Linked DNA regions of Homo sapiens: region 2 is linked to region 1. The links are chromatin loops, found by intact Hi-C in ENCODE. Cell type or tissue: chondrocyte. All regions are shown on one strand. Each heading gives the region's core, and the rest is flanking DNA. Links, peaks and the distances in the headings are about the cores only.

Evidence for each region. Hi-C counts contacts between places; a loop is a spot of excess contacts. Peaks named below come from ENCODE experiments on the same cell type or tissue, not always from the same donor. Only the 100,000 strongest peaks of a DNase experiment are listed, where the experiment ranks them.
Region 2: a loop joins it to region 1, with 2.6 times the contacts of the local background. A loop is called at or near these places in 19 of 110 quality-filtered maps.

What each region holds. Positions count from the first base shown.
Region 1 is chr11:19,321,046-19,330,545 of GRCh38, reverse strand. No RefSeq gene overlaps it. Among named protein-coding and RNA genes, the nearest start is that of E2F8, 85 kb to the right of the region's middle. RefSeq lists an enhancer at 3,365-3,514. In chondrocyte, for the core only: a CTCF peak has its summit at 3,919; no DNase peak of the experiment used is centred there.
Region 2 is chr11:19,730,181-19,739,680 of GRCh38, reverse strand. The region is part of intron 1 of NAV2 (neuron navigator 2); the gene reads right to left. Among named protein-coding and RNA genes, the nearest start is that of LEISA1, 20 kb to the right of the region's middle. In chondrocyte, for the core only: CTCF peaks have their summits at 3,728 and 3,931 (motif pointing right); no DNase peak of the experiment used is centred there.

The DNA of each region.
Region 1 (9,500 bases), core at 1,733-6,732:
CCTGGAAACAAAAGCCAACAGAATAAACACAGTGCTCTCTGGCAGACCTCAGGATTAAAATGTAATCTCAAAATAAAGTCTAATAACTTTTCCCCTTTTGAACACACTTGGAATAAAATTAGCATATAAATCAAAGCTTAATTAGGACATTGTAACACTGAACAGCACCGGCTGGTATTAAGGGTTTCAGGCCCAATATGATGCATCAAATAAACACCGTAATTAGAGAACAAAATCAGGGTGGTCTCCTGGTAATCAATCACCCAGCTAGGTTCAAGCTTTTCAACTTGAGGGTCATCTCTGCTTTCTGTCTTGTGGATCTTGCCTTCCAGCCAGTCTCTCCCAAGGGATGTCATGCATCTTCCAATCTGTGTTTCTGGCACATCTCTCCAGCTCTTGGCTCTCAAAGGGGAGTCCTGGCACCAAGCAGGGGTGGGGAAACTTGCAGATTGCTCAAAACAATAGTTTGTGGGCTTCCAGAATGAAGCATTTATTCCTTCTATGAGCTGTGCTATGCCCATTATCCAATCTAGACAAATACCTGCCTGGGACAGAAAGTCAAGAATCCCTGAGAACCGTCCCCTCTGCTTTCACTATTCTCCAGCCACATTGCCATCCTTGCTGTTCCACACACACACTAAACAAATGCCTGCCTCAAGGCCTTTGCACAGGCTGCTCCCTCTCCCCAGAGTGCTCTTCTCCCACAAGGCTTTCTCCCTCACTTCCTTCAGATCTCCCCACCAAAATGTCACTTCATCATAGAGGTCTTTCTCACCTCCCTTATCTAAAATAGCACTTCCTAACCCTTTCTAACTCCCTTCGTTGGAGAGTTTGAGGGGCTACAAAATAGCACCCTTCTACTCCGTGTTAGTTCTGATGCAATAAAGAATAAGAAAAAAAAAAAGCAAGGCAGATGGGAGAACAAAATCTCACCTTTATTTCCAGTACAGTTGATATTAGAACATGTGGCTGATATCTGTGGGCAAAAGGGCTTCTGGGTGCTGACATGCAGACTAGGAAGCGGGGTCACCTAAGAGGTAGGGCAGGAGGAGCAGAGCTGGCTGGAGCTTGCCATGGACAGGCTCACTCCCTGCAGAATGGAAGAAAGAAAGAGCAGGATCTTATGTGCCCTGTTCTTTATCCCAAAATCACCAAAAGTGAACTGAGCCCTTCCGCCAGGAGGAGTGTTCTCAAGGGCAGGTGCTCCCACCCCACATGTCCTAGTATAATTACCCATGAGCTCCTTGAAAAGCTACCTGATTTCTCATCTGCTTCAGCTTTCCTGACCTCCGTGAATGCAGGACACTATTTGTCTTGCTCACTGCTGTATTTGCTGCACCGTGGCAAGCCCTCCTCCCTTGGGAGGAGTCCATGCAGCCTGAAGTTGGGCTTGGGTTTACAGTTTCCTGGGGCTGGGCCACCTGTTTGAGGTCATGCTGGGGCACAGGCAGAAGTCTCCTCCAGTTTCTCTGGCTTCCTCATCCTGCTTCTCTTCCTAGTGTCTGCTGGCTCCCTGACACTGCTCCCAGACCACCAGAGCCCTGCATGGGAGCAGAGATCCCTGCCTGAGTCACATCTCTTGAGCATCTGAGCTTCACCAGGCTCTGGCTCTGCGGGGAGTGGGGGTACCCAGAAGAGGTGTCACAGACCATGCTCAGGGAACGCAGCCTGGTAGGGAAGGCAGATGTATAAATATCTTCAGTGTGGTCATTTCTGCATTAGACTGACCAATACTAATGACTAATACTGATGATAGCTTCCATTACAGAGTATCCTCTACGGGCCGAACCTAAAGCTGAGTAATTCACATCTATTAGCTAATTTAGTCCACGATTATTTTATGAAACAGTGACTATTCTAGTCCCATTTCACAGGTGAGAAAATTGAGGCTGAGAAAAGTAAATTACTTGTTGAGAGTCCTGCAGGTGGTAAGTGATGAAGTCGAGATTCAAGTCTAGGTCTGTCTAACTACAAAGCTGAAGAGTCTAAGCTCTTCCTGCCTAACCTTTCCCCTCCTGGGTTCATCTTCTCCCCAGGCTACCTCCCTCCACGCTGGCCAAGAATAAGGGATGAATGACCCCACAATGCTGCAGGCTCGGCAGCCTCTGCCTCTTCCCACATAAGATCATTTCCCAAACAGGCGCTCATCTCTCCCCGTCTTGTTCATGCCCTGCAGGGAACCTGTGTCCTTATTCTGAAAAATCCTTCTCATCCTTCTAGGCCCAGTTCAAATGTCACCACCTCTATGACCACTCTCCTAGAGTCAAATTTAATCACACTGCTTCCCCATTCATGTCAAGAACATGCCCCTATTTCAGTGGTTCTCAAAATGTAGTCTCTGGACCAACAGGATTTGCTGCAAGTAGAACTTGTCAGAAATGCAAATTCTTGAATCCCAACCCAGAGTTACTTCAATATTAGAATTACTGAGGGTGGGGCCAGCAGTCTATGTTTTAACAAATCCTGCAGCTTTCATACAAAAGTTGAAAAGCACTGCTCTATTTTAACACATCTCATTAGAGCCACATATATAGGTTTGAGAAAATTTTTATTCCGGGAGGACCTACAGGGCCAGGACTGGATGCTGTTGAGAGTTTGTCACACAGTGTCACACAGTAGGTGCTTAGTTGGCTTTGAAAGTGCTTTTTTCCCCCAGCAATTGCCTGGCAACCATGGCTTAGTGACGTTAGCAATGACAGCCAGACTGAGGTTGGAGGCATGGGCCTTTTGCATCCTTTGCAGCAGGCTTCCTCCTCTTGTCTTGTACCTGGCTTGTTGAAAAAAAGTTTGTGATTTTTCCTTCATTTATTTCACAAAAATTTATTGAGTGCCTACCAGAGACCAGACACCACTAAATATGAGAATACAATGACAAGTAAAATGCCCACTCTATCCTCATGGGGCTAGCACAGGAGACACATACTCGTCAAATAAAAAAGGCCAACTCAAAGTGGCATTTACATTTATTAGCTTATTTAATTGTCACAAGTAACCCTAAAAGTGAGTAGTGGTGTCGTCTCCTGTCTACCAATGAGGAAGTGAATAAAGAAAGGTGAAATACCTTGCCCAAGTTCACGCAGTTTGCACATGACAGAGCTGAAGTTTCAACCCTGCAGGCATTTGTTCCTGCTCTTAATCACTACACAATGCTGCCTTAAAATAATTACACAACAAAATTATAAACATTGATAATCACTTTGAAAAACAGTACATAAGAGCACATGACAGGGAAACCTTATGTAGTCAGTGAGGGGAGAGGGTGCAGTCAGAGAAATACCCTGGAAGAGGCCACATCTGAGCTGGAACCTGAAGGATAAGCAAGAGTTAACTTGCCAATCAGTGAGTCAAGGCAAGGGTGGGTACAGATGAGGCCTCTCCCCAAAGAGGAATAGCACTTGTAAAAGCCTTGAGAAGGAGGCCTGGGGGAAGTTGCCAGTGGCCACAGCACTGGGTTGAGGGTGGAAGAGGATGTGGATAGAGGCTGAAGGTATGGGCGGTGTCAGACTGCCATGACAACAGTCCTTATCCTTGGCCCACTTTTCCAAAGCAGTGTTGGCAAACCAAGGGTTCCACATGGATGGATGGCTCCACTGTGTGTGAAAATGTGGCTGAAGTGCAGGAAAATCTCATCATTCATCCACTCAGTCATTCAGAGATATTGATTGTGTGCCTACCATGTGCCAAGAGCTGTTGTAGGTATCGGGGACACAGCCCCATTCTCCTGGAGCATATCCAAAGCAGGCCTGGGGAGAGAGGACTCTCTGACAACTGACATTTGCATTCCTTCATCAGCACTGAGCCTGGGCTGTGGGCTGGGTACTGTGTTAGGTGTTCTATTGGATGGTCTGGTTTGCATTTTAAAAAGAAATTGAAGGCACATTCCAAAATCACAACTATACCTCCTAGTGGCTAAAATGGACATCTCTTAATAATTTCAACAACCACTTATAGCTCAGGATTTGAAACATTCCTGAAGAAGCAGGCATTAGATAAATCATTTTGGACTGTTCCATAAAGTGAACTTTGCTAATAGAATCTAGGGTAATGAAATGAATGTCTCCAGACCTGTAATTCATTCTGCATAACATTTACACACTCCACTCTGCTGAAATCTTGTCAAATGACTTCAGTCAGCAAAGCTCAGCCTGAAGAGGAGGTGGAGAACTAGCACAAATTTGTTCAAAAATGCCTTCCAGAAAGCATTTTCAAAAGCTGTCTTCATTGCTTCTTGTTTTTTTCTTTTTTCTTTTTATTTTAAGTTCGGGGGTACATGTGCAGGTTTGTTATGTAGGTAAACTTGTGTCATGGGGTTCTGCTATACAGATTATTTCATCACCCAGGTATTAAGCCTGATATCCATTAGTTATTTTTCTTGATCCTGTCCTTCCTTCCACCCTCCACCCTCAGGTAGGCCTCAGTGTCTGTTGTTCCCCTCTATGTGTCCATGTGTTCTCATTATTTAGCTCCCACTTATAAGTGAGAACATGTGGTATTTGGTTTTCGGTTTTTGCATTAGTTTGCTAAGGAAAATGGCCTCCAGCTCCATCCATGTACCTGCAAAGGACATGTTCTCATTCATTTTTATGGCTGTATAGTATTCCATGGTATATATGTAGCACATTTTCTTTATCCAGTCTACCACTGATGGGCATTTAAGTTGATTCCATGTCTTTGCTATTGTGAATAGTGCTGCGACGCGTGCATGTGTCTTTATGATAGAATTATTTATATTCCCAGTAATAGGATTGATAGGCTTAATGGTGTTCTGTTTTTAGGTCTTTGAGGAATTGCCATTCTGTTTTCCACAATTGTTGAACTAATTTACACTTGCACCCACAGTGTATAAATGTTCCTTTTCCTCCACAACCTCCCCAGCACCTGTTATTTTTTGACTATCGTATAATAGCCATTCTGACTGGCGTGAGATGGTATCTCATTGTGGTTTTGATTTGCATTTCTTTAATGATCAGTGGTGCTGAGCTTTTTTTCATATGCTTGTTGGCCGCATGTATGTCTTCTTTTGAAAGGTGTCTGTTCATGCCTTTTGCTCACTTTTTAACAGGTTTATTTGTTTTTTATTTCTTATAGATTTGTTTAAGTTCCTTATAGATGCTGGATATTAAACCAGATGCATAGTTTGAAAATATTTTCTCCTATTCTGTAGGTTGTCTGTTTACTCTGTTGTTAGTTTCTTTTGCTGTGCAGAAACTCTTTAGTTTAATTAGATCCCATTTGTCAATTTCTGCTTTGTTGCATTTGCTTCTGGCATCTGTCATGAAACCTTTGCCTGTTCTCATGTCCAGAATGGTATTGCCTAGGTTGTCTTCCAGGGTTCTTGTAGTTTTGGGTTTTACATTTAAGTCTTTAATCCATCTTAATTTGAATTTTGCATATGGTGTAAGAAAATGGTCCAGATTCAATCTCCTGCACATGGCTAGTCAGTTATCTCAGAACCATTTATTGAATAAGGAGTCCTTTCTCCATTACTTGTTTTTGTCATCTTTGTCAAAGATAAATGGTTGAGTGTGGGCAGCCTTATTTCTGGGCTCCCTATTCTCTTCCAATTGTCTGTGTGTCTGTTTTTGTACCAGTACCATGCTGTTTTGGTTACTGTAGCCCTGCAGTATAATTTGAAGTCAGGTAATATGTTGTCTCTAGCTTTGTTCTTTTTGCTTAGGATTGCCTTGGTTATTGGGGCTCTTTTTTGGTTCCATATGAAGTTTAAAAGAGTTTTTTCTAGTTCTGTGAAGAATGTCATTGATAGTTTTACAGGATTAGTATTGAATTTGTAAGTTGCTTTCGGCAGTCTGGCCATTTTAACAATATTGGTTCTTCGTATCCATGAGCATTGCAATGTTTATCCATTTGTTTGACATCTCTGACTTCTTTTAGCAGTGTTTTGTAGTTATGGAAGAGATCTTTCGCCTCCTTGGTTAGCTGTATTCCCAGGTATTTTATTCTTTTGTGGCAATTGTGAATGAGATTTTGTTCCTGATTTGGCTATCGGCTTGATAGCTGTTGGTGTATAGGAATGCTACTGATTTTTGTACATTTATTTTGTATTCTGGAGATGTCACTGAAGTTATCAGCTTAAGGAGCTTTTGGGCTGAAAGTATGGGGTTTTCTATTTATAGAGCCATGTCATTTGCAAACAGGGATACTTTGACTTCCTCTCTTCCTATTTGGATGCCCTTTATTTCTTTCTCTTGCCTGATTGCTCTGGCCAGGACTTCGAATACTATATTGAACAGGAATGGTGAGAGAGGGCATTCTTGTCTAGCGCTGGTTTTCAAGGGGAATGATTCCAGCTTTTGCTTATTTAGTATGATGTTGGCTGTGGGTTTGTCATAGATGGCTCTTATTATTTTGAGGTATGTTCCTTTAATACCTAGTTTATTGAGAGTTTTTAACATGAAGGGGTGTTGATTTGGCATCAATATGCAGATACCACTGAAACTGTGACATGTTGGTTTCTCACTGCACACAGAATAAAAATCAAATTCCTTTGCTTTGTCTATAAGGTCCTACATAACATGGAAGTCCCCCATATCTGATACTACCACTCTCCTCACTCCTCCAAACCAACATTTTCTGGGCACCTCAAATAAGTCAAGTTCATTCCCATCACAAAGCCTTTTTTATTGCTATTCCACTGCCTAAAAGGCTATTTCATAAGATTCTCACATGGCTGGCTCTTAATGTCACAGCTCAGATGTCACCTCCTCAGAAAGACTTTTGCTGATCACCTTAAAGTTCCTTACCTTTAGCACTCACCATTCTCTGAAATTTTCTTGCTCTTTAAATTTACCTGTTTTTTCTTGAATCTGTCTCCCCCTACTGAAATACAAGCACCATTTAGAGCAAGGTCCATGCCATATTTTCAGTTTGAACACTTTGACCTTGGAAGCTAAGTGTGTAAGATGCAATGCCTGGGTTCCTGAATCACTGGTTGGAGAAGAGCTGCCAGGTGATAATGAACAACTATTTTTGTATTTCAAATGAGATTTGGCAGCTTGTCTGTTACATTAGCAAACATATCCTTAGCTAATCCAATACTTTTTGACCATTTTCTGTCAGGTTGTTAGAACTTGTTTGATTGATTGGTAGAAGTCTTTTATATTCTGGATAGAAATCTTTTCTATGTTACACAAGTAGCAAATATTTTCTCTGGGTTTGTCACTCAACTTTGAACTTTCTTTACGGTGTCTTTGTTTTACAGACATTCACAATTCTTATCTAGTCAAATCTGTCAGTATTTTTTAACATATTATAGACTCTGTTATATGCTAAGAAGGGTTTTCTCTATACCAAGATTATAAAAGATACTCTCCAAAGTTTCCTTCTAGTTCTTCTATTTTCCAGCTACAATTATTCTTATATATTTTATAGATATTTTTGTTATAAGCACCTTTTCTCCTAGTTGCCTAACTAGGTAATGTTAATATATAGGAAGGTTACTATTCTGTATTCAGCACCTTAAGTACAAATTCTTAAAAGTCAATCTTCTTAGATAGTTCAACCAAACAATTTTATCATCCTCAAATAATTATAACTTTGGCTCTTTCCCTCCAATATTTGTATCTCTCATTTCTTTATCTTATCTTACTGCTTTGGCTAAGACTCCAACACCATCTTGATTAATCCCAGGGACAGTATGTGTCCTTATACTTTTCTTATCTTTACTAGTGAGGCCTCTGTTATTGTACCATTAAATGTGATGTTTGCTCCCTTCTTATGCTCTTTATATTTTAAAACCCTCCTTCTCTTCAAAATTTACTAAAACCTTTAATTAGGAAAAGATGATGAATTTAGTAAAATCTGTTTCAGCACTCAGAGAGAAAGTCATATGGTTTTTCTCCTTTAACCTATTAGTAAAATGAATTCATTAACAGACTTCCTAATGTTAAGCAATATCTGCTTTCCTGGAACAAAACTTTACTCTGTCATCATATGTTGTACTTTTAATACTTTTCTGGATTTGATTTGCTAATATTTTATATAGAATTCTTTTGCAACTACATTCATAATCATGTGTATCTATTTGGGGCCAGTGCTCTTGAATGTTGGAAAACATGATATTGAAAATCATAGATCCTCATGAATTAGGTGGTTTATTAAAAGGATACCTGGGATAAAGTAACAGAATGTATAGGTGTATCTGAGGCTGTTGGTGAATCCCTCAGCCAAGCCAATCTACTCCTCATTTTAGAGGCTCTGCCGATGCTCTGGAACTAGAAAAGAAAACCAGAACATGTGGGAGATTTGAGGTTTGGTGAATTTAATATTGAAGACGCTAAAGAGGTGTTCAATCATTGCAGTAAAAGATAATAGAGGCTAAAGTAACAAAAGAAACCGAGACTGCACCCACGTATCTGGGTGGGACCTCTCTAGCTGAGAATAAGCAGAAAAAGGAAGCATACAGGAAGACATCGTGGGCATTTTTCCTCCAGAATCTTACAAGCAAAGGGAATTTCATCTTGAAATTTAATGTCTCAATGGGACCATAATAATGAAAGAGAGTTTACATTCAAATTTGGAATGTTTCAGATTGTGTGGGTGTGTTGTACATACTTTGTACAAGCATATACAACATGGCTAGGCATAATTTGAGATGGAAATTGAATGTAAGATAAATTTTTTGATAATGTAGAATTACCTGGAGTGTTCCTAAGATACAGTGACCTAGAGTTAAGAAATGCTTTTCTGATAAGTGCTTGAGGGGATGGATACCCCATTCCCCACGATGTGCTTATTTCACATTGCATGCCTGTATCAAAACATCTCTTGTACCCCACAAATATATATGCCTACTATGTACTCACAAAATTGTTTAAATTATGAAAAAAGAAGTGCTTTCCTACTGCCCACATCAGAGGCTACATTGCACATCTGGTCCTAGGAGAATAGAAAGGAGCAGTAGGAGACTTCAGGTGAGCAGCCTCACAAAGGTGAGATCAGGACCCTTCTGATAAGAACAGCGTCACCCCTGGAGGCTGACCAGTGGATTAAGACAGAACAAAAGGAGGGGGGTATAGAGCAAGAGGACCCTTCAGCACCTGTGCCGTGAATCCCAACTCTGCCTGCTCCCTTGATAACCTCACCATTACCAAAGGGACTGTGGATTGGTAACCTGATGGGTCAGAGTCCAGATTTTTCAGTGGGGAATTTTTTTTTATAAAGTTACTTTTCTTTAAAGGTCAATAACTATAGAGTGCTCTTTTCTCCTTCTTACCTCCAATTAGGGCTTCTTGTCTTCAGAAAAAAAAAAAAAAAAATCTGGCCATAGCTTTCTTTCTCTCTACCTTCTCTGTATTTGTCCAAAAAAAAAAAAAAGGGACATGATCTATTCTGCAGATTGAGACAGAGAGACAGAGAACTCTCTCCAACTTTCAGCACAGCTGAACTTGCTATTCCCAAGATTTTGATTTAAACTGGAGAAGTGGAAAAACCCCACTCCTGAATCTAAGCCAGACTCTACAATTCAGCTTTTGCCAAAGGCC
Region 2 (9,500 bases), core at 1,691-6,690, 410 kb before region 1:
CCAGGTATAAGACATATGAGCATGGTGGATACTGTGGCTAACAGAGAACACTCTCTAAAATCATTTTTAAAAATTTTCTAAACCAATGTGCCAGATAAGCAAATGTCTCCACAGACCTGATTCAGTCTGAGGGCCATCAGCTACACCCCTCAGCTTAAAAATTCGCTACTGACCCTGAAAACAGGGGGATTCAGGGTCCCCAGCGTGACCTCTGAAGTAACAATTAAGGGGGACAGACCTGAGTTTACATCTCTGCTCTGTCATTTCCTGTGTGACCTTGGGCATCTAGCCCTCTCTTTACTCATTTCTCATCATTAAAATGCAAATAAAATGAGAATGCTCTAGGTTGCTACGATGATTAACTGAGAATATGAAGAGAGTAACACAGAATCTAGTATATATGAATGTTCAATAAATGATTTTAAATTTTACTGACCAAGTTGGGAGGATTACAAGGGAAGTGTGTAAGAGTTGTCTATGTATCTTCTTTTCTTTTTTTGACAGAGGGTCTCACTCTGTCACCCAGACTGAAGCCCAGTGGCACAATCGTGGTTCACTGCAGCCTCAAACTCCCTGGGCTCAAGTGATCCTCCCACCTTAGCCTGCTGAGTAGCTGAGACCACAGGCGTGTGCCACTATGCCCAGCTAATTTTTGTATTTTTTGTAGTGATGGCGTTTCACCATGTTGCCCAGGCTAGTGATTTGTATATGTTTCTAATTCCATTTTTCCATCTAATATTAGTTGTGTGTTTTCTCCAGCTTCTGCCTCTTCTCCCAGCAGGTACCAATACGTGAACCAGGGGACAGAAGCTAATTTACTGAGCTCCAAGGGAGGTTCTGAGCTCCAGCACACAACTCTGCACTGCTGTGGGCAGCTTGGACAGACAGTCACACATCAGAGCAGCAGAAGCCTTACCTTTCATCTCTGCTGTCATTAAAACACCTTTAAAGAGCCTTCACAAAGCCCAAACACTAAAACCTGTGTGGTTTCCTTTACAGGACAGAGACTGAGCTCTCCTCACAATGGCCAGGAACCATTCTCCCCAGTATCCCCTAGCAAACAAGCCCCCTCTACCAACTTGATCAGCCAAACCTGGTGTCAGGATACTGGGGGCGGGGTCTGGGTTGGTTGTAAATACTGCTTCGCCCCAGGAAAACTCAGCCACAGTTCCCCATTAGGAAAAGCCACCATCCACTTATGGTCTCCGTATTTTCTCCAGAACCAAGCAGATGGAGATATCTTTTCATCTCCTGGATGTGTCTCTCCCACATCTGTCACCCACATTTATGATCTACATCTACAGAACTGGAAATCCGGCCTGGGCAAGGCTGACAGGCTCCTGCTGGGTCTTCAGCAGACATGTGTCTAGAGGCCCCTGCCCTGCCTGGGCTGTTGCCATGTGGCAGGGAAAGCATAGCTGGCACTGAGGGAGGAAAGGGACCCGACTCTGGGGCATGTCACTGGCCCCCTGAGGGAACTCTCTGCAGAGCAGATGGTTCTGGAGGTGTCAACCTCTCCATAAGCCCAAGACAGCTCTTTCTGCATGCCATGTCAGGGAAGGAGGCCTCCCCAGTCAGTGAATTTTCCAGATAATCTTCCTGTTCAAAGCACTCAAAATTTTATTTTACCTTTTCATTCATGAAGTTGTACATTATACACTCACATCTTCTCAAAAAGACGAGGACATCAAACAGAAATTCACATCATAACCACCACTAATTGCTCTAAGAGCTGCTGAGACAGTAGATTTTTTGGTCCCCTCTTCCTTTGCTGTCAGATTGTCAGTGGTTTCACCATCAGCCATGGCTTGGGCTGTCAGAGCACCTACTTATCTCAGCTCCCCTACTCGGATCAGCTGCGTTGGATCTGCTCAGGTCTCAGAAATCAGATAATAACTAGTAATAGCCACCATTCACTGGGCACGATATGCATGTCAGACCTCCTGCTAAGTGCCTTCCATGCACTATTTCACTTAACCCTCTCAAGCACCCTGTCGGGTAAGAACTCTTATCTCCATTTTTCAGATGAGGAAACTGAGCTCAGAGTATAAATAAATGCCTTGCATAGGGACATGGAACTGGAAAGGAGCAAGGATGGTTCTTGGATCCAGTCTCTTTGATCCCAAGTCTGTGATTGCAATTGCCAGGTTATACCACCTTCTACCATATTACTCTGCCTTGGAATTATCTATTTGACAGCTGGGCCCTTTCCCCATCTCCTCTTCCCCATCCCTTCTCCCTGCCATGATGTAATTATAATGCCTATTCTCCCAACCAGGCTGTAAGATCCGTGAAAGTATGGGTTCTGTCCTTCTTGTGCACCCTGTAACTCCCCACGATGCATAGCACTGTAACTGGTATATAGACGGTGTATAATATGTAGATTCACTCCCTTCCCTTTCACTCATATTTTCTGGTTTCCATGCTCTCTTTGAAATTCTCTAAGTCTCTTTCCAGTGGCTGGGATTGACCAGGCTGTTCCTTGCTCTGACCCAGAACCACAGGAGTCCCTGTCCTCAGCTGTCCCTTCAGAGCAGTCTCTAAACTTCTGTCCACTTATGGTGTCAACCAGATGTCCCAAGGATCTTCAGGAATTACCCCAGTGGTGTTGCCTTGGGCTCTACGGCTAGCAGCCAATTCTAGGAGAGCAAGAGGACTGCCCCTCCTGGCTGGCACTACAGTTCTTTCATGAGATTGTGTGAGACCGGCCCGCCAAAATGGGGCTGGCATATTAATGTTTGGCAATAAGTTTTTTTTTCCCCTGGTAGGGGCCCCTCAGAAAAGGTTTGCCAGGTGTCCTGCATAACCTAGGGGAGGTGGTTGTGGCTATACTAACTCTAAAGGAAGACCCCACCACTAATGTTTATATTGATGAAATCTGATTAAAATGAGCACCACAGGTAGCCATAATCAACATGTAGAACAGCAGAGTTGGGGGAAGAGATGTCATGAGTTCCTGGGCTTTGGAGGCACCAGACCTGAGTTTAAATCCTGGGTTTGCCTTTTATGAGGTGGATGACACTGGCCAAATTCCCCTCCCTCTCACATATGGAGCAAAATGTGAGCACTTCAGTGCAGGAGCATTGTGGCAGTTTTTTAAAGGCCTCCATGCCTTTCCCTGGGTATTTAATGCTGACAACAGCTTTCATTAGAGCTCAGCATATCCAGTTTTATGAAACATGCAGTAAAGACTTTGTAAGAGTCCTTACCACTGGAAGATAAAGTGTCTTTATCTTCCACTTCAGCAAAGCTCCAGAACCTGGGACTGCCAAGGAGGATCTCATAATCCATGTCCTGTGTCTGGCCCACCAGTCCTGGAGCCCAACAAGAGGGCCTAGAAGGCATACTGACAGTGCGTAGTTCTAGTTTTCTTGAAAGAAAGCTATTTTTAATCCTAGCAGCAGTGGAAACTGCATAAATTAACATAATCTCAGCCTCACATACTACTTTCAGTATTTTTTTGTTTGTAAAAACATGCTTCATGATCAAAAGCCATGCCCAGTTTGTGTCTGGAGCTAGTTGCTATAGAGAGGGTGAGATATAGGGTCACTGCTGCATACTATAAATGGACAGCATGTTTTGAACTGTCACAACCCTCCACGGACCTCACTCTGCCCCTTGAGCTTCCCTGGGGAACAAAGGCTTTTTGAAAAAGATCTTTTTATTCCTGAAAGCTGATACTGGTAGCCAGGCAGGTGCTGGCAGGTCAGGCTGATGTTGCCCCCATACTGGGCAGATGGCAGCACATGGCACCAGGTAGACAGCCCCCAGCATTCTAGCTCCTTCCTCCCCGCAATGTCAGCCTCCCAACCTCCATTTGTTCTTCCCATCCTTGCATGTTATTTTTACCACGGGGAAAAAAAAAGTGATGCTATTTCTCTGCATTTTACCCTGAAACAGTCACACCAGCTCCCTTGAAAAAGCACCCACCAGATGGCTCTGGTCCCTTGGGCTCAGAGAAACTGCAAACCTCCTGGGCTGTCGGCAGGTTATTAAAATTTCATGCATCATGCAGGAGGAATGGTTTCAAACTCCTTGGTTCAGAATGGAGTTCAAGTTGTGGCTCTGATTTAGCTATATAATTCTTAGCAAGTGACTTGCTCTAAGCAAGGCCTTGCTGTGCCTGCATTTCATCCCATGTAAAACAGGGTGAATAATAGTGCTGATTTCACAGAAAGATTGGGAGGATTAATGAATCCAGTGCCTGGAACATAGTAGGTGCTCTGTAAGTATCAGTTGGAACTACTATTACCTCTGATATAGATCTTTGGGGGCTGAAAAGGAATTGTACAAAGGCCCTGCCTAGGATGCCAAGGGAAGAAAGCTGCTCGCAGGGAAATGCAGACTCTCTAGTACCACCCATTTTTCTGGCAGAGAGAGCCAGGGAGCGTGAGCAGGGGCCCGTGCTAAGCTCACTGCCATCCTGCAACTGGGAACACCTAGCTGCCTGGTCCCAGGCTTCACCCAAAGCCCATGGAGAAGCTTTATGTCTTCTGGAGTTGTTCACAGTGGGCCTGGCACGACAACTGCAGCTTATATTTAGTGAGTACCTACTATGTGATATGTCCTGGGCTCAGCACCTTACAGACCTTCTCTGATTTACTCCTCTCAACACTATTATCCTCATTTACAAATGAGAAAACTAAGAGTCGAGAAATGAAATGACTTGTTTAAGGTCACACAGCAAACAAATCTGAGGCTTGGCTCCAACTCTAGCTTGGCTGTCTGGAGAGTCCATGCTTGTAATAACTACATGCTACCTAGGTGGGCTGGAGGGCCCAGGGCTGCTTTTCACTGCCAGCCTGAGTGGAGGCTCATAGGCTTGACCCAGCCCTCCATGGCATACTTGGCTAAGAGAATGTGTTTCATGACTTTTTTGGGAATCTGGGTCTAGAAACTTGGAGTCCAGGCACTGCTGGTGTGAAGCCTAAGTTGAGACCCCAGCCCTTTCCATTGTATGTCTGTTGGGAGTTAGGGGAGGGATGCATGAACTTTTCCCATCCCTTCCTAACCCCAGGATCACTCACATCCCCACCTTCATTAGCCAAGTTTCTAAAAGTCTCTGTTAAAATGCCAATGTATGACCTGGAAGGAGGGAGATCTTAATCCAGTGTTGGCAACGAATGCTTGAGCATGAACTGCTTTACATCAGATTGAGGGTGAATAGGAAGGAAGGGGAAGCGGTTGTAGGAAAAGAGACCCTGGGTGGTTATGTTTAGGATAGCACACCCTGAAGGAAGGAATTGGCTGGCACAGGCCTTCTCAAAACTAACCCATCCAGTGTCCCTTCACTTAAGCAATTCCCCTTGCACTGAAGCTGATGACCTCACTCATGTTAAGATGTCTATGTCTGGCAATGGGTCATCATATTCATCCTCTCAAATATCACATTTCCATTTTAATAAAGGCATTTAGTAAATTGAAAGCTTGTCTTTCCTAGTCAGGTCATAACTTCACCAATAACTACCACCAGGAAGTTGGCTCCTATAAAAGATCAATAGGTTACCTTGAATTCATTGTAGACTCTCCTATTCCTTTATCCCTTTCTCGACATGGTCACCAGATTCTGCCCTAGTTCTTCCTTCAATGGCTCTTACATCTGCTTGTTATTCTCCAGCCTCAAAGTCCACCACTATTTCAGACCCTTATGCCTCTCTATGCCTCCATTTCCTCAACTAAAAATGGGGCTAATTACAGTACCTTTCCTATAAGATTGTTGTGAGCATTAAACAAGTTCATGCTTGTAAAATTCTTAGACTAGTATCTGGCAAATATTAAGCATTCAATACACGTTAACCATCACCATCACTATCACTATCACAACTACCACCATCAGCCTCCCATTACCATCATCAGTAGCAGTACCAGGATTACCAACAGTCTCCAGGTAGGCCTCCAGTCTTCATCCTTTTCCATGTCCTGATATGAATCTCTTATACACTATTTTCAGCCCGCCTTCCCCTACTTGGAATCCCATGATAGCTTTCTGTCCTTGAAAAACCCTCTTTCCTCTCCCCATATATCTAAATCCTTTCTCTCCTTTAAGTAAATGTGAAATCAGAAACCAGCTCCTACCCCATTTCCCCTGGAAGTCTCAGTCCCATGTTATCAAGTCAGGAACTAACGGTGCAGGTGCCTTAAAACCCGTTGTGCGGTAAGTGAAGCATCTTGGGTTCTTAGCAGAACCTGAAGGCAAGCACATGCCTTCCACTGTTTCGGTCTCCCGTAAAGCACATAGACCTAGGCACATGGGTGATAGTAAGGTATGGACTCCAGAACTGAACAGACTTGAGCTCAAAACCTGGAGCTATCATTTACCAGCCATGTGACCTAGATCAAATCAGTCAACTTCTCTATCTCATCTTACTCATTTGAAAAATGGGTCTAAGACATAAACACAGAGTGATAGAGACAACTGAACTTGATGTGAAAGAAGCTCCAACACAGAGCTGAGCACACAGCAAATGCTCAGCCAGGTCTAGCTCCCTTCCCTGACCTTCAACCATCAAGGGTTGTTGATGATTATTCTATTAGAAACAAAAGATCGCCTAATGGAGCAGTTTAATCCACCTGCTTCTGTTCCCATTGGAGGGGGAAATGATTGGCTAAAGTTTGCCTTCTCCAGTGAGAGGCTCACCCCCAGCCGCTCCCTAGAAATACCACATTTTCAAAGCTGCTTTTGTGTTCAAGACAATAAAACTAGCATCCATGCCAACTGCATAATTGTGCAGGCATTGATTAACACAAAGGAATAAGATAATAAAAATGAGGCCCATATCTCAGACTTCAAATCCAGCAAAGGAAGAATAGTTGGTGTGAGGCACGTAAGTCATCAGATTCCTAAAGGATGCTCTTTCTCCCTGACCCTGCAGAGGCTGGGCAGGGTAGGCCTGGCACACACAGGCATGCTGAGATCTCCAGGAAACACCCAGGTATCTGAACCAGACCATAACTGGGCAAGGAATCCCAGAGTCCAGCTAGTCCCCAGGGAATTGTCCAACCAAAAGCTAGAAGCAGAGTTCCTTGAAGGCTGGGTGACCAAAGGCCTCCTAAGAAGCCAGGGGTATATTCTCCCAGAGGCGCCTCTCTGGCTATGCCTCCTTGGGCTGGTTACCTAACCTCTCTGAACTTCATTCTCCACCTGATAATTTCTACCTCACAAGGTTGTTATGCTACTCAACTAAGACCCTCTTAATAGCTGCCCACTTCTGGGCACTTGCTATGTGACAGACTCCATGCTAAGCACTTTATATGAATGGTCTACTTTTCATCCTTTTAACCATGCCTGTGAGGCTCCATTTTACAGGGGAGAAAACTAAGGCACAAAGAGATTAGGTACTTACTTGAGGTCACACAGTAGAGATGGCGCTGAAACCCAGGCCTGTTTGAATTTCCAGCCCATACTCTTTTTTTTTTTTTCTTGAGACGGAGTCTCACTCTGTCACCCAGGCTGGAGTACAGTGGCATGATTTCGTCTCACTGCAACCTCCGCCTCCTGGGTTCAAGCGATTCTCCTGCCTCAGCCTCCCGAGTAGCAGGGAGACTGACTACAAGTGCGCGCCACCATGCCTGGTTAATTTTTGTATTTTTGTTTAGTAGAGATGGGGTTTTGCCATGTTGGCCAGGCTGGTCTCAAACTCCTGACCTCAGGTGATCTACTCACCTCAGCCTCCCAGCCCATACTCTTAATCATTATCCTTTGCAAACAGCAAAATACTGTACAAGCCACAGAGCAGGGATGGGGCCCAAGCATTCCTAACCCCTCTGTATTTTCCCTATCCTTCAACTCCTACCTCTGACTTCACACATACACACAAACACACACATTTGTTTGATCTAGGACCCTGCAGTTAGCAATACATGTTCACATTAATCATTTTACTTGGAAACTCACATTGGTCCCTAAAGCAAGGAAAATTGTTCCCACTTTCTAGATAAGGAAAATCAAGGCTCAAGAGGTTAAATGATCGGCCCATGCCCACATAGCTACTCAACTCAATGACGTGGCCCAGGATTTCATCTCAAATCTCCTGACTCTAAGACCTCTATCCTGGTCCTACAGGTGCGAGTGAGATGCTCTCCTGGAATTTCTGAGATACCTCCCTCAATAACTATCCCCCCAACAACCCCTGCCACCTACCCACAGTGTTTATGGTTCACTGAATTATAGTTGCTCTTTTGTTCAAATGCCTCTCTCCCCTACTAGCCTGTAAGCTCTTTTGAGAGCAAAGCCTACATCTGTCTCATTCTCATTAAATTGCCAGGGTTCAGCCCAGTGTGATAGGCAGGTGCTCAGTAAATAGTCACCAACTGCAATTGTATCCCAAAGCTTCCCTTCCCACTGTGGGAGCCAGGGAGAAAGCTGCAGCTCCTAGAAGGGAGGGTGGTGTGGGTAACACTGGGGGCAATGCTTGCCTGTGAGTAAGACCTACTAAGTGTGGCATCCAGCATTTTATGTACAGGAAATGGGAGGTGGAGGGTGGGCACAGAGAGGCCTCCTTCTCCCTATCCCCCACCTTGGTGGCATAAAGGAAAACCTAACTAAGTCCTAGTAACCCCACATGGGTATCCATCATGGCTGCCTTGGGTAGGGTCATCAGATCTAGCACATAAAAATAGAGGATGCCCAGTTAAATCTGAATTTCAGATAAACAGCAAATAATTTTTTGGTTTAAGTGTGTCCCATGACCCACAAAATGAACTCATATCTTGGTTCAGGCTTTGTCATTTATTACATATTTAAATATAATTAAAATTTTTTCATCATTTATTTAAAATTCAAATTTCACTGGGCATGCTGCATGTTAGCTGGCAGCTGCACCTGTAGGCAGGCTAGACTATTGGGGAAGGGGTGTTATTTATCCAATCAGGCTGAAAAGAATGCCCCTGAGGACCAAGGGGACACTAGAAGGAGCTGACTATGATCCTGGTGTCCGGTGAGCAAGGCCTGGCTCAGGAAGGGGGAGCAGTGCCAGGCCGGGAGGAGGAAAAGAGCGGCTGTAGCCTGAGGAACTGGGTTCACGCTGCCTTCCTGGCATAGGGAGTTATGCGGAGCCCACCCCAGCTGCTCCCCATTAAGCAAAGCTGGCATTTCGGAGCACGTCAGAAGCGCTGGCTCCCAGCCCTGGAAGTCAGCGTCTGGCCTCTGAGCCAGCACTGCACTGCCTGCCCGGCCCCAGCCCTGTCACCTCAGCAGACCGAGGGCCCCAACAGGCCCATTGTCATCCTGCCCTGGAGCCTCAATGGGTCCATTCAGGGGCTTTGCAACAAGCCCCTCTGGAAGGCACTTTTTCCTCCCCCTCCAGGGTGCCCTTGGCCAAAACCTTCGCCTGTGTGGGTGGGGGGTCTGGATGTGGTGAAAGCAGCCGGCAGCAGCACAACGTTACTGAAGGCTGGATTGTTGACAGAGGGCACAGAAATGCCCCACAAGTCACAGGACTCCAGGGCACTCTGCCCACACTGAACCCCCGACCCTGCCGAGGGGAACTGGGCTTCCGAGG